Regions from separate parts of the Mus musculus genome. Here region 1 is linked to region 2. Evidence: chromatin loops called from intact Hi-C (ENCODE). Cell type or tissue: left cerebral cortex. All regions are shown on one strand.

Region 1 (8,000 bases), 160 kb after region 2:
ACTGAGCCTGCTCAGAGGGGAGCCAGAGCACACCTTCAGCCTGTTTTGACCACTCCCCTTGTTTCTCTATTTACCCACTGACAGCCTGTGTCCCAGGCTTACCTCTTGTGTGGAATATGGCCCTGGTCTAGTCTAAAGTGATGTCCTGGGAGCTCAGAACTTCCTGGGCTGAACAGGCTGTAACTGTTGCCCAGAAAGCCCTTCCCTTGCCCTCTGCTCTCCAACGAGCAGGCTTTGCTTTTCTGTTGCCTTGGGAAAATATTCGGACCAAAAGCTACTTAAAGAGGAAAGGGTTTATCTCAGTCTCTATTTCCAGGTCCCAGTCCATCATTGAGGGAAGTCAGGGCAGGAACTGAAGCAGAACCACAGGGAAAAATGCTTACTGGCTTGCTCTCTGGATCATGCTCAGCTGCCTAGGGATGGTGCCGCCCACAGTGGACTGCGTCTTCCCATGTCAGTTATCAGCTAAGACGACTGCTCACAGACATAGCCACCGGCTGATCTGATTCAGACAATTCCTCCATTGAGGTTCCCTCTTCCCAAGTGGCTCTAGGTTGTGCCAAGTTAACAATTAAAAACTAACAAGGGATTTTAGGAAAAGGAATCAAACTTACAAAAAAAAAATGTATTTTTATTAGTTTAAGGAAAAACTAACAAGGGCAGTCTGGTACCTTCGCTCCAACTTTCCTAACCATCCTCCAGTTAGTCACTGTTCCCTGATACTGACCTTGGGTTACTCTGTTTGCCCCCCTTGGGAGAAGAAGGACCATGGCCACCCCCTGCCTGACTCGGTTCTGTTCTAGCCTTTCATAAGTCCCTGGAGTTCTTGGAGGAGGAGGGAGGAGGAGAAGGAGGAGGAGGTACAAATTACAAAAGCGGGGGTGCTGATCCTAGCTGCCCCATCCACACCCAGCATACTTCTCAGAAAGGAAGAGTGTAGACCTCATATCTGCCCCAACACTCACCTTCCTCTGGCTTACCTCTGTGCTGGCCTCCCTCCCTAATGGAAACCTAACTTCCATGTAGGTATGGGAGCCACTGCCCACCGCCCAGTTTGACATACCTGCAAGCTAAACTTGACTTTAGAATTTTTAGACAGTTGTGAGAAAATCAAAAGAAGAATCTTCATGCATGTCATGTGAAGTAACGTGAATTTCAAATTTCGGTATTCACAAACAGATGTGAAGGACTCAGCCATGTCCGTTCATTTCCATATTGCTGGGGCGGCTTTTCCCCACCAGGACCCAGGCAGCAGACAGGAAAGATCCTGGGAACACAAAGACCAGGTACTGTGCAGAGTAAGACCACTGGACACTCTGTTCTCCTTCCCACACCTCTCTTGCAGAGTAGTGAAGCTATTTTGGGGAAGATGCAGCTACAGAGAGTATAAAACATTTAAGCAGACAGCTGAAAGGCAAGTATGGTAGCGTTCCAGGGGCTGAGGCAGTGGAGTGCCACAAGTTTGAGATCAGCCTGGGGTATGTACTATCTTAAGAAAGAAAGAAAGAAAGAAAGAAAGAAAGAGAGAGAGAGGGAGGGAGGGAGGGAGGGAGGGAGGGAGGGAGGGAGGGAGGGGAGAGGGGAGAGGGGAGAGGGGAGGGGGGAGGAGAGGAGAGGAGAGGAGAGGAGAGGAGAGGAGAGGAGAGGAGAGGAGAGGAGAGGAGAGGAGAGGAGAGGAGAGGAGAGGAGAGGAGAACAGAGGAGAACAGAAGAGAACAGAAGAGAACAGAAGAGAAGAGAACAGAAGAGAAGAGAAGGGAAAGAAAGAAAAAAAAACAAAAAACAAAAACAGACAAACAAAAGACCAAGCAGTAATATTTTTGCCACTCTCGGGGGTCCACACCTGTAATCACAGTACTTGGAAGGTACAGCCAGGAGAGCCAGCATTTCATGGGCTATGAAGAAGAAAGACCCAAACATCACTAGTTACAACTTGAAGTCAAGAGTGTGGAAGGTAGATATCCACCTGTGAGGTTGTACCCAGATGCTATCCCCCACTGTTCCCTTCTCACCACTCATTGTCCCATCCCCTGGGAACAGACCTCTTCCCAGCTCCTCCTTAGCTCGCTGAGGCCTTTGCAAAGCAGCATGCAATCAATGGGCCTGAGTTTGTGCTGACCAATAATTTTTCCCCCAAAGGAACAGAATTTAAAGTGCCATATCCTATAAAGCACTTAGATGACTTTTAAGCAGTCAAAGGAGCTGTGGTGGGAACTGCTGATCAGGGTGAAAGGCTCAAGACAAGGTGCTAAGTGACCAAGTAGCATGCTCTCACATTAAGGAACAGAAACCGTCTGGTCTGGACCAGTAAGACACTGTTCAACCCCCCCCCCCCCCATCTAACACAGCAGAAGCCTAGAGGAGAAGAAAGGTTGGAGCGGATGAATGGTGGCTGGTGTGTGAGTTACTTGTCTCGAGGCTACAATAAAACGTCTGACAAACAATGCAGGGAAGGAAATGCTTATTCTGAGCCACAGTGGAAGGTGAGGAAAGTGTGAGGATGCTGGTCACACTGTACCTCTGAGAAGCAGGAGGGCATGAATGTTGGTGATTGGCTGTCTCCTTTCCATTCAGTCCAGGACCCCAGTCCACCGGATGATGCTGCCCACAGTCAAGGTCTTCCTGCCTCATTAATCTAATCCAGACAGGAGCTCATAGGCAGGCAGGCCCATAGGTTATTCCCCAGGTGATACCAGATCCTGTAACGCGCATAACCAATAGTAACCACTAGAGATAGTCAAGGGGGTGGGTAGTGGCTATGTAGGCATAGAGGCGGACAGATTGGTGGGTAATGGCTGGCTGGCTGGACAGATAAATGATGGCTGGGTGGTAGCTGGGGTATGTAGGCATATAGTGTGTAAGTGGATGGATTGGTGGATAATGGTTGGCTGGCTAGACAGATGAATTACAGATAGATGGTGAAGTGGGTAAATAGGTGGATAGGTGGCTAATTGGCTGGCTGGATAGATGTATGGGTAATGGATAGATATGTAGATATATTAATAGAGGAATCTATTGGTGAAGGGACTGATAGGTAAATCTGACTATATGTATGTATTACATATGGATATATAGGTATATAGGTGAATAATTGGTTAGATTAATGGATTGTGGCTAAATTAATAGATAATGGCTGTTTAGTTAGCTGTTGGACAGATGATGGATAAGTGGAGGATGGATGACAGATGAGTGTATGGGTAGGCGGATGGACAGATGGACTGGTAGCTGGGACGATGGACAATGGCTGACTATATGTATGTATGTGTGCATGTATGTATGTTTGTATGTGCATGTATGTATATACGTATGTATTATGGCTTAGGTAGGTAGATAGGTGAACAGATGGATTTGTGGGTAGATTAATAGTGGCTAGCTGCCTGGCTGGCTGGCTGGCTGATGGATGGGTGTGTGGGTGGAATGACAGGTAATGGCTGGCTGACTAGATAAATGGAGGATGGATGGATGATATACAGGCAAGTGGATGTACTGGTGGATAATGGTTGGCTGGCTGGCTGACTGGCCAGATGGATGGATGAGTGAATGGGTGGGTGATGGGCAGGTGATTGAGACACACATAAGGTATAATCTGGGTGATCTAAGGGGATCTTGGAGAGGTGTGTGGCAGACAGGCGTTTTACTTCCATTACGGGGATCTGCCCAGCATCCTCTGGTAGAGGAACTGAGGGAAGGTCTGGAAGAGGGGCCCAGTAATGCAATCTGTCTCCCTGGTGTGGACGGTATGTGCACACCTGAAGTCTCTGGGTTGAGCAGACACCAGGAAAGGTGGCAATCTGTGCTGTGCTGCTCCTCTGGGACTGCAGGTCACATGAGGGTACCAAGCATCAGGGGCATATAGGGTACACCACCAGGCATGGGAGGTGAGGAGGTCAGAGAGGACAGGATTAGGCACCCACACTATTTTGAGGCTCCCCAAACAAGACCTGAGAACACGAGGAACACATGTGAGAGACAGGACAGGCAGAAGCCAGCCCAGGAGGGCATCCTGAGCTGCTATGTGACCGAGACCTCTAACTCCAGGGCCTGCACTGGCCTGGCTTTTGCCTCCATGTGATCCTGCCAAAGGCATCCCTCAGTGACAGAAAGGGGAGCTCTGTGTGGGCCTGCAGAGCAGCGTGAGGAGGAAAATCCAACTGCTTCCTATTTGTCCCCCACTGAGCTGCGACAGTTCCATAAACTGCCTGCAGTGGATGCGTTATTACTCGTTATTACTCTGCGGGGCTTTGTTCCAAATGCTTTGTACACAGTATGAGCTCTGGGAAGAAAAGCCGCAAGCCCAAATAAATACGGCCACCCAGACTTTAGTGTGTGTGAGTGTATGAGTATGAGTGTGTGTGTGTGAGAGAGAGAGAGACAGAGAGACAGAGAGAGAGAGACAGAGAGAGACACACACAGAGAGAGAGAGAGAGAGAGAGAGAGAGAGAGAGAGAGTGACAGACAGACAGACAGAGAAGAGGTATGGAGAGGCCAGAGGACACCTCAAAGTGTCACTACGCAGGAGCCATTCATTTTGGACTTTGAGAAAGGGCCTCTCACTGGCCTGGGACTAGCAGGCCCATGAGCCTGAAGGATCCACCTATCTCTGCTTGGCCAGGACTGGGTCTACACGCACATATCATCCAACCTAGCTGTAAGCACCCAGACTTTCAGGGGCAGAGAACAGAAACTTTGCTTTCTGAAGCCTCGACTCACTCTACCAGCCTGGTTATGAGGAGGCCATTCTAGAACAACACTGGAGACTACTGAATCCTTCCCAGCTCTCTGACCTCCTGGCCAACAGGTCCCTCTGCTGGAGACACCTCCTCCTGCCTAGCTCTGACAGAAGGGGGTCAAGAACTGCATACAAAGAAGCACGGAGGCACACACACACACACATACACACACACACTCATAAGCATGGGCGTGAGGGGACAGCCTGCAGTCTGAGCCCCACAGCAGGGAGCTGCTACTACCCCAATCTTGGCTCTCTGCAGAGTGCAAGAGAGTGCTCAGCAGCCACTGCTGTCTGTCTGCCACCTTTCTGTCACCGCCACCAAACTCGTTTCAAATTGAACAAGTGAACATTTTGAAATGAGACTCCACTCCACCCCACCCCCCCCCCCAACAAAAAAAAAGGATGCCTCTCACAATAAACACATCAATGCTCATTTTCCTTATTATTCTACTTTTGGCTATTTTGTATAAAATCTTTAATTAAAGTTTTTCTTTGAAATTGTCATTATCAACCCAGAAGAAAGGACGGGGGAAGAAAGAAACAACACAGCTGTGCAGCTATGAAGCGCTACTCGGGGCGAAATGAACTGGAACGGAGTAGGCGCTTGACTGTTATGTTCGGAGTTTTGGCTCCACGTTCTCAGCCACGCAGTCTGACTTGTCACTTTATATGGGTTCCATCTGTTTACACTCTGAGGAGTATTGGCTTCCCACCGTGAACATTTCCTATTTACCAGCTGGTAGAGATGAGCCAAACCAGATAGGAAAAAATTAGACCGCATTCAGAGCCTCATAAACACAGACTCTCGACTCAGGGACGTGCGCGCGGGGGAGCAGCGGCCGGCCAGGCATCGCTCACCTCTAACAAAGCCCTCCTCTCTCCCTGCCTGTCTGCCTGAGTCCCTGGGCTCTGCTCACTCTGGCGATCACTCCCTCCTCCCTCCTCCCTCCTCCCTCCTTCCTCCCCCCACCCCCTCGCCCCACCCCCCACCGTGGGCCCAACACGTTGCATACCCTGATTCTACCCAAACTGAACAAGCTTACATAAAAAGACATCTGAATGGGATCCACGGAAATGGAGAAAAGAGAGCAGACAAAAAGAGAAACGCAAATCAACGAAACCCAGAAGTTGCAGCTCCTCAGATGGAACAAAGACCTGGTTCTGGGTGTCCCCATAGAGGTATAAGGAGGGAGGCTGGAGGCCATGCACTCTGCAGCCACGCACAGAGCCTGCACTTCATCTCCATTGCTAAGGCATTCACCCAAGACGATGGCTTGGAAGACCCATGACAAGAAGCCCACGCCTGTCTACCGAGGGACTCCAGGGTGCCAGGTCCCCAGGAAACATTCCCCCTTTCTCTTCTCTTTCTCTTCCTTCTCCTTCTTTTAAAAGGTTGTTGCTGTTGTTTTTGTTGTTGTTGATGATGATGATGTTAAAACACAGTCTCATTATGTAACCCTTGGCAGGCTTGTAAGTTGTAATAGAGACCTGACCTTGAACTAACAGCAATCCCCCTGTCTCTGCCTCCTGAGCCCTGGCATTAAAAGCAAGCACCACTATGCCTGGTTTCCTTTCTCACCATGCCTACATTTAGGGTAGTATCTCTACCCAGGCAGAGAACCCCAGCTCATTCAGGACACAGCTTCACAGCATGGCAGACTGGGCTGCCACCATACTGGCATCCACTCTTGGCAGCGTGTCATTGGAGAAGGCTCTGCTCAGAAGCAAGCAAGCACACCCAAGGGGGCTCTCGGGAAAAGTTTGCTGATGGGGCCAGCACTGGGTGCTGCCAAGACTTGAGCCAGTCTAACGTCCTGAATATGAGAAGTTCTGAATCCTGTCAAGAACAGACAAGGACAAGCCCTGTCACCTCCCCCAGCATGTCCAAGCAGTTCCTCTGCCTGCCAGCTCCTGGGCAGCACACAGAAAGCAAGAGTGATGCCCAGGCAATGCCTGGGTCTCTGCAGTGATGTTTGTGTCTCTGGAGAAATGCCTGGGTCTCTACAGTGATGCCTGGGTCTCTGCAGTGATGCTTGAGTCTCTGGAGAGATGCCTGGATCTCTGCAGTGATACCTATGTCTCTGCAGAGATGCCTGGGTCTCTATGGTGATGTTGGGTATATACAGAGATGCCTGGGTCTCTGCAGTGATGTTGGGTCTCTGCAGAGATGCCTGAGTCTTTGCAGAGATGCCTGGATCTCTGCAGTGATTCCTGGGTCTCTACAGTGATGTTGAGTCTCTGCAGTGATTCCTGGGTCTCTGCAGTGATGTTGGGTCTCTGCAGAGATGCCTGAGTCTATACAGTGATGTTGGGTCTCTGCAGAGATGCCTGGGTCTCTGCAGAGATGCCTGGGTCTCTGGAATGATGTTGGGTCTCTGCAGTGATGTTGGGTCTCTGTAGCAGTTTCTTGAGCTGCACCTTGCCAATGTCACCATGAACTCATAAGACTCAGACAAACCTCCGTGAAGAAAGAAAATATGGCAGACTCAGGGGACTGAGCCATGGACCAGGTAAGAGCTAGTCATGGGGGATGAAGGGCAGGAAAGGCATGGTGGGGCCCTGTATCTAGCATAGGGAGCTGGATGGACAAGATGAAGGACATGGAGAATGGTGTAGAATAGCTGGTGCATGATCCTAGGTTCACCCAGGGCACACTGGGCTGGGAATGCCTTTGTCGTCTCCCTTTAGCCCCATGGATACTTTTTTTCTAGATAAATGTTCCAGGTAACGTCTCCAAACCACAGTCTTCCTTGCTACCTTCTTCCTGTTTGTTCAGGCTGAGGAGCCTGTGGTAAGTAGAGGGTCATGGAGTCTTACTCTTCTTCAGGCCAGGCACCCAGTGGTAGTGGTCTTTTTCCCTCTGGCAAACCCACAAAACCCACTGTCCTTGTCCCCAGGCTAGCTTTCACATACCAACAGACACTGCTTTATTCAAAACTAAATCTTATTCAAGCTGATGTGGTGACCAGCGGGGGGGGGGGGGGGGGACAGAATAATACCCCTCATCAAGGAAATTTCTCTTTGCAAAGGACACTTCAGAAAGCCAGAACCAATCAAAATGCAGAGTTGTGGAGCCCAGTTCTAATTGACATATCCACAGAGCAATTCCTGCACCCAAGGCTCAGGGACATTATGGAAGAGGGGGCAGGAGGAGTGTAAGGGCCAGAGGACTGGAGAGTTTGCTGTGAGACTGTGTCTCCTTGGAAGGTCAGATGCTACACCCATAAAGTTTCACCAACATGATTGCCTGGACACAAGCCAAACAAGG
Region 2 (8,000 bases):
TGCACAGGGAACCCTTATTCTCTTGGAGACAGTGGCTGACTGGGCCATTGCTCTGAACTCACCCTGCTGGGTGGTGCTCGAAGTGACCACGGGTCCAGACTTGCTTTGTGATGGTCACTGTGTCCTTGGCAATGGTAACTGACTATAACAGTGCTGCTGAGGACAGCGATGGTGATGGTGGAGATCTGTGGTGATGGTGATGATGATGTTGGTGTGATGCTTATGATGGTGATGATAACGATGACGATGAAGTTGGTAATGGTGTAGATGATAGTGATGATGGTTATGTTGGTGATGATATTGATGATGATGGCAGTGACGCTGCTGCTGCTGGTGTTGGTGATGATGGCAGTCGCCGGTGAGGCTGGTGGTAGTGATAAGGATCAGGTAATGAACAAGATGGTGGTGATTCTGCTGCCGCCTGTGGCATCATGTCAATAGTCTGTGGGCAGATCTACTGGCCCTTGCGTGGTCACAGGGTGTGAAGTGCTGGCAGGGTGAGAGGAAGCTCCCCAGAGAAGATGGATGACCTCAGCCTCATGGGAGGAGATGGGCGTGGGCAGGGAGGGAGTGGCACTGTGGAGGGCTCTGGGTGAGCTAAGAAAACACAACACATCTGGGGAACCCTGGGCCGTGGTGTTTGGTGTCCCCTGGTGATTTGAGGCCGAGGTGGGGATAGGGCCTGTGTGGATCTTATGAAGCCCCAGGGATGGGAGAGGGGCCAGCCTGACTCATTCTTCTGCCCCAGGAGGAGCCTGCTGTCTCTGCCTGGGGTGGTGATGCTCAAGGGTTCCATGCTCTCCTGCTGCCTCTGAAGGTTTTTGGACACTCAACGATGTGAGGGACTCGAAACCAAGGGCAAGGATGTGAGAAGGAGGCTGAGGCTGCCTGACAGGGTGCAAAGGCTGATCTGAAGCCTGCTCGTGTGAGAAGCTCACCTTGAGCAAAGTCTTGGGTCCTGAGGCCTGAACAATCTGGGCGGGGCAAAATAGGGTGGGGCCATCAGGATGAGAGGCGGAGGTTCCGAGTGTGAGGTCAAGAATCAAGACTGGGTCTCTTTTCCCTGTGGTTTACAACCTGCCCCAACACACACACACACACACACACACACCCCATATACACCATACACACACCACACACACACACTACACACCACACACAAACCATATACACATCACACACATACCTATACACACACACACACACACACACACACACACACACCATATACACCATACACACCACACACACACACACACACACACAGCTCCTTAAAAAGAAGGTTATAAAGGTTAGAGGCATGGCTTAGAGACCAAAACAAACAACCCCCCCCCAAAACCAAGAAACCCTAAGCTTAATTTTAGCCTCACATTTTGTGGGCTGTGTTGCCCTGGGCATCACTGGGTGACCTTCCTATGCCTTAGCCCACTTTCTTACAGAATGGGGTGGCAGTGTGCCCTCCTCCAGTGGTGGCTATAAGGTGTCAGAGGGCTCCCCTGAGCCTATGGCCATTGCCATAAGTGCTCAGAGGATGGAGACCTGCTTTGTTAGTGTGCCCTTCCTTCATGGTCTAGTAAGGAGGGCGAGGGGAATGGAGGAGACACACCACCCAGCAGCCAGGCTCAGGAGAGCTGAGTAACTCAGCGTCAGGGCTCCCTAGGTGTGCACTCCTCTCTCCAGGGAACGGCTCATCAGCCATCACTGAACTAGCCAAGAGGGTGAGGCTTGGGTGAGCCCAGCTGCCAGTTCAATCACTGTCCTGATGCTTGGAGCTCTGGCCACCAGTGGCCCCAGTGTGACCTTCACTGTGGACATGACTGGCCTCTCTAGTCCTGGCTTCCCCCAGGCCTTGCCTTCTTCTTGACCGCAGACCTGTGCCAGCGGAAGCCCAGGCTGGTGAGCAGAGTAAATGAGTAGGGTGTGTGTTGGGGGAGGGGGTAATCAGGAGGCTGTGCTGTGCTCCTGAGAGGGCACGATGGAATCCACGATGTTCCCTCCCCGCTGGATCAGGCTTTAGAACTAGGATAAAGGGAGGGTGGCTCAGGGGGTGGGGCACACACATCCCCAGCCTGGCTGTGCTTACACACCGTGCTTTCCTTGGCCTGATGACACAAACAGCCCCAAGGCCGCTCTGTGTGCAGCATTCTGCTTGTTTCTCTGAAGCTACCTGGGGCTGGAGTCAGGTGGCAGGAGGTGACTGGCTCTGTTTCTGTGGGGCCACAGAATTAGTCCTGGCAGCTGTCCCTTCCCCTCTGTGTGTTGGTGAAGCCCTGTCTCTAGCAGTGTGCCTGAAACACGGGATGCACAGATCAAGGCACCACCAACCACTTTGGGTAACTGTGGCAGCCTCTCTGGACCCACGGTGCCATGGGGAGATGATGTCACTGCAGTATAGCAGGGCTTGAGGTCTGTGTGGCTCTGCCTGGCACGAGGTAAGCACCATCAGTGGCTTGTGATCCTTGTAACTCATGATCTAAGGGGGCATGCTCAGAAGGGGTGAGCCCTATGCCAGATGAGGGGTAGGTTGACAACAACCCCATTCTATAGACAGGCAAGAAGAAGTCCAGGTGGGCACATGGTTCAGCCAGGGTTTTCAAGACAGAAGTGCCCCCAGACTCCTGGCCAACTCCTGGTGAGCTCTACCCTCTCTGGAGTCAGAGTCATGCAGCACTTTCCTAAGTACCATTTGCGTGTCCTAGGGGACATGGAGACCTGAGAATCACTCTCCTGGATCATCAGTAGATGGATCAAGCCGCCCATGAGAATTGCTGAGAACATGGCTCCCACCAAGCCCCATGGACTTGGCAGGAACTCACCATTGCAGTCATTGCTGTCCTGGGTTCCTGCCCTGATGGCAAACCACAGTCAGCAGCTATCTCCTGATTCAGGAAGAAGCCCTGGAAGTTAGGGTCAGCGAAAAGCCCCCATGGAGAGATCTGGGAACTGAAGAGATCACAGAGCTAAGGATGTGGGGAATGGAGTGGTTGTCACAGGCAAAGGCCAGGAGGCTGGACGAGGTGTCAGCCTTGTAGGCACTGTGGCACTACTTCAGACCCTGTATGGGTCACAGTAAGAAACAGAATCCATAGGCTGGGCAGCCAGAGCCTCCACCCCTGGGTCCTTGGCTGGCATCCCTGCCCTACCTTTCTCCCCAAGGTCCTGGAAACCAGGTTTTCCAGAGTAACATCCCTCAGGATCCCTCCAGGGATGGAGTACCTGAGGACCACATGCTTGGGACCTGCTGCCTCCCTGTGGCTCGTTTCCAGGAAAGCTTTGTGGATCCTGCCTCACTCTGCATCAGAAAGATGTTCACCCAGAAAGTGCATCGCTGCTGGGGATGTGCGCCTGTGGGTTACAGGTGACCTCCCCCTCCTATTCCATGGCTTCTGGAGGGCCTGGGGGCAGCCATCACCATGCTTCTGCTAATGAGGCCTCTGTGCATCTTGCCAATACATTCCTGGCCTGGTGATCCAGCCCTGTCACCCAGGAGTCAGGTCCTAGTCCTGCCACTGAGCTGTGGAAGCAGTGGCCAAGCTGAACAGCCTCCCCGAGGTTCATTGTCTGGCTGGTAAATGTGAGGTCTCAGTACGTACATTACTCTTCCAAGGAAGAGAGCCTTAGTGGCTGGTGTCCTAAGGATGCTAGAAACCACACACATGGAAACGGTATAAACCAGCCTTTAAAAATGTATTCATAGCTTCAGAACCTCGTAGCCTAGCTACAGACTCCACCCAGACCTGGTTAGGTGTGTGGGATGAACCCTTCCCCACAACCGTGTCCTAAGATTTGAGGTGAACACGGTCAATTTCTTGGCACCGGTCAGCTACCCTCAGGGCAGCTCATGGTGGGAGAGAGTGATGGATGGTTATTGAATTCAGGTGATTCAAGACAAGCTCCACAGACATACCTGTAGCTTGTCTCCTTTCCAGTCAGTCTGTCATTGAGTCTCCCTTCCCAGATGATTTTGTCGAGCTGGTGATTAAACTAACCAGCACACAGTGAGTGGTAAAGTTATTTCTTCTCTCTCCCCAGTCACATTGGCTGACACGTGGAGTTCAGATGTTTTCCCCAGCTTCAGAGCTGGAACTCTGTCATATACAGGATGGCAGTATGAGAGCCCATGTGGCTTTAACAGGTAGTGATCTGCTTGTCACAGGGGGGTATGCACGCAGGGCTCTGTATGCCAGCAGCGATTCCAGGTAGCCACCACATGCTCCCTGCTTTTACGTGTGTGCCGGGGATCTGAGCTCTTGCTCCTTTCTTATCCACTAGGGCTTTGTCCACTGAATCATTTCTCCAGCCCTCCAATTTCTTTGGCAAAGTCGGTTTGCCAAGTGATGTCCCCTGCCAGCAGTTGCTTACCTGTACCCCTGCCAACACTTTGTAACATAAGGCTGTAGGTTTTCCTTGCTCTAGAGTGGGTGCTGGTGCTGCCGTGAGCCTTGGAGCCTCTCCATGGCTTCTGGCCGCCTACATTCCTCCTCTCTGAAGTACTCAAGTCTTTTGCCTCGTCTGTTATCTGGGGGCAAGGAGAGTCTGTCTTTTGGTTGATTTTAGTGGTGTGGGGATGAAACCCAGAGTCTCAGACACACTAGGCAAGCTCCCTTTACCACTGAGCTGTCCCCCTGGCCAGCTCTGTTCTTTCTCTTTCTTACTGGTTTTTAGAGAGGCTTAGTGTGCTCTGAGCGGAACATGCGTCCTTGGTCACTTGACACTTGACAGATCGCCTTCTGTCTTCTTGCTCTGCCTTCTTACAGAGCCACGAGATGGGCAGAAGCCCTGGACTTGGGTGTGATTAGACGGCTTCACACTTTTCTTCCTGGCAAGTGCTTCCTGTGTCCCGCTGATGGGATCTGTGCTCCCTGGACCCCGGAGATTCTTTCCCTTGCCCAAAAAAGCCTGCTGCTGGCTTTTCAGGCTTGGACACTGGTGTCACTGGAAATGGGGGTACTTGGTGTGAGTGAGCGGGATGTGTGTGGTCCCACTTTGTGTTTTTCCTTGTGGACACTGTTGACAGGCACCGTGGATCTTCTCTGCCATCTTGTCTCCACAAGGGCCTGGGTCAGCCCTAGCCCCTCACTCCACCAGCTCGTTCAGAGTGGGACAGGAGTGTCTTATGTCACCCTAACAACGGGCTTCTTCAGTACCACCTCTGCTCACTGGAACACTTGAGACCAGGGGCTTCTTTTGCACGTAATCTCTCTCTTTCTAACTTCAAAGCCTGACCTGGCACCTGGCTTATGTTGATAGATGTTTCTCGAATAAATGAGTGCACAGGTGGGAGGATTCCAAGCAGTGGGGAGTCTACCATGACCCCTCCCTGGACTATCTGCCTGTATGCGAATCTTTCTGTGGCCTCCTTTTGACCCACGTCACCAACCCCTCACTCCCTAGGTTCCTATTCCACGCTGGACTCTGGACACGTGGCCTGCCCATGCCGCCTCCTGGCTCACCACGCTGCCCACTCTCACTAGTTCCCCGAGACCGAAGGCCAGATGCCTGCCTCCCTGTGCCTTTGACGTGGGTGGGCTCTCTTCCAGCATCTGGAGAGTAAAGATGGGGCAAAAATCTGGGGAAATCCTGCCTTCCTCACGGGCACGTGGTGACTCTGTGGGACTTTTGACACAGTTGCTGGTCCCCAGAACTAGAGCTGGGCATATATGTCCATGACCCAGGGCGGCTCTTGGATGGAAGTAACTGCAGGAAGAGGGAAGAGTCAGCTTTTGCAAAATCCTGCTTCTTCTTCTTTTTTTAATCCTGCATATATACCCTATTCATTTATGGGTTTTGGATGCATTTTTGTTCTCATTTAACTAAAAACGGCCTTGATTTAAAAGAGAGAGAGAGAGAGAGAGAGAGAGAGAGAGAGAGAGAGAGAGAGAGAGAGAGAGAGAGAGAGAAGGGAGTGAGGGGGAGAGCGGAGCTGGCACGTAGCAGGCCCATCTGCTCTAATTACTTGTGGTATTTTGAAAGAAGGGATCTAAACCCGCTGAGACGCTGAACTTAGGGAAGGGGAAGCGGCTTCAGGGCTGCGGGACCTGCGCCCCGGTGGCTGGGCTCAGATACGGATTCTGTGCTTGGCTGGATTGCCTCTCCTGTCAGGGCCGGACCCTGAGACCTAAGGAGGGGACTTGTCTTGTCTCTAGGAGCCAGTTGGGCACTCTACAAGGCTGGACTGAGGACCCAGCCTGCTGTGCCAGTGCCAGCAGCATGGCTGTGGTCAGAACTGTGGCTTTGTGCGACGGCGACACAGAGAGTCTCTGTATCACAGAGAATTCAAAGAGGCCAGATAGATAGATAGATAGAGAGAGACATTGCCTGGCACACAGTTGGAGTCTCATCGTGCTGCTGGCTGGCTGCGGCCACCCAGGGTTGAGAGCACGGATAATAAAGGTTTCTTTTACATAGCTGATAGCTGCAGACAGCACTCTCTGAGCCGAGCACAGAACAGCGAGTGCCTGGTGGCCTCTGGGGGCAAGCTGGGGGTGGGCGCTCATGTCCTCTTTGATGTCCCATTCTCTTACTTTGTACAGTTAAGTAGGCTTGCTGCACAGCCTGGGGCTGGAATGGAGCAGCCTGGGAACACTGTCTGTCTCTGATGGTGCTTAGGGAAAGCCAGTCGGTGTGACAGATGTGTGTCCTACCACAGTCCCCAGGACGATCAGTGAGGTTCCCACTACTCTCTCACTTTAGGGATCAAAGTACTAAGTCTTAGGAAGCAAGCTGACTTGCAATGAAGGAAGTTCCCACAAGGATCAAGGGGAGCTGGATCAGGGAGGGAAGCATGGCGCTCTCAGGACAGCTACAACAAGGTGCTACTAGAATGCCTTTCACCGGGGGAAGAGCATGGTATAGAATCACGTATCATCTGACCAGAATGGGTTCAAGGTCCTGGGTACTAGAGCAAGGAGTCTAGAGTATTGGTCTGAGCATCCTGATGCCCTGAGGGACTGCCCTGAACTGGGCCCCACTACTCTGGCTGTCACAGCGTCAGCTATGGCCGCCTGCTGGTGGGACACAGTGAGTCTTGCTGTATCTATCCATCCCTGCTTATGGCCCTGGCTACATCCCACCTGGCTTCCAGGAGCCCTTGCAGGTGTCTCCTTGTCGGCTAGCTGCTCTGCTGTGTGCAGGCTTGGGACCTTCCATCCGTCCTGTGTGAGTGATGGGCTGGTCCAGGACCTGATGTCCAACTCTTGGTACGACCCTTGCCTTTTCTCTTAACAAAACCTTGACAAACCACATCTGTGGTGCTTTTCTGCTGTGTGAGTGTGTGTGTGTGTGTGTGTGTGTGTGTGTGTGTGTGTGTTAGACTGTCTTTTGACATTAGCGTGTCTATTGTGGTCATGTCTATTGAGACTCAGAGGTCTGGGCAGCTCTGTTAGAAGTCAGAGTCCCGTTTGGTGCATAGCCCAGTGTAGGGGGTTGCCTGCCTCAGTCTGTGAGTGTGCCCAGCAGGAGCCACCTGATGCTCGTGTCTTGGCTTGGGGCATCCTGAGTGAGAACTAGGGACTTGTTGCTGGACGTCTAGGCTCTGCAGTCTCTGGTAGAGGAGCCTGGACTGGAGTCAGGGTGTGAGCTTTGTGGTCTATTTTTATTGAAGCCCTTGGGGGCCCAGCTTGAGGAAGGTTTGTTGAAAGCCCAGTCCTTTCCTGGCTTGGTGGCATCTTGCTGTCTTACTAATGTTAAGGTCCATCCCACTGAAGTCCCCATACAGCATCTGTCATGAGCTGTCCTGGATCTTTGGGTAGCTTTATGAGGTTACGGCCTTCATAGCTTGTTCAGGCAACTGAAGCAGACTTCCTCTCCTCAGGACCCAGACAGGCCCTGAGTGGCTTCCCTCGACCTGCTCTGTTTGTTCTGTGTCCTCAGGGGACAGAGAGGACTATGCTATCTTGTGTTACCAGTGAGTTGGGGATGTACAGGGATGCTGAAAGGACTGGCTGTGATCTCAGACCTGGGAGGAGGCAGGCATGTGGGTCACTCTACTGGGGCGTGTT

The links. A loop is a pair of places that touch in the nucleus more often than their neighbours do. Peaks named below come from ENCODE experiments on the same cell type or tissue, not always from the same donor. Only the 100,000 strongest peaks of a DNase experiment are listed, where the experiment ranks them.
Region 1: a loop joins it to region 2, with 2.2 times the contacts of the local background. A loop is called at or near these places in 6 of 42 quality-filtered maps.

Annotation. Positions count from the first base shown.
Region 1 is chr15:83,992,843-84,000,842 of GRCm38, forward strand. The region is part of intron 6 of Efcab6 (EF-hand calcium binding domain 6); the gene reads right to left. Among named protein-coding and RNA genes, the nearest start is that of Efcab6, 69 kb to the right of the region's middle. In left cerebral cortex, CTCF peaks have their summits at 4,177 and 4,830 (motif pointing left); DNase peaks (open chromatin) are centred at 4,170, 5,006, 5,390 and 5,824; H3K27ac peaks cover 336 bases.
Region 2 is chr15:83,837,101-83,845,100 of GRCm38, forward strand. The region is part of intron 4 of Mpped1 (metallophosphoesterase domain containing 1); the gene reads left to right. Gm41370 (a long non-coding RNA gene) reads right to left here. Exons shown (of 7, transcript XR_003951468.1): 5 at 63-364. Among named protein-coding and RNA genes, the nearest start is that of Gm52172, 4.8 kb to the left of the region's middle. In left cerebral cortex, no CTCF peak of the experiment used is centred here; DNase peaks (open chromatin) are centred at 4,073, 4,396, 5,534 and 6,226; H3K27ac peaks cover 5,943 bases.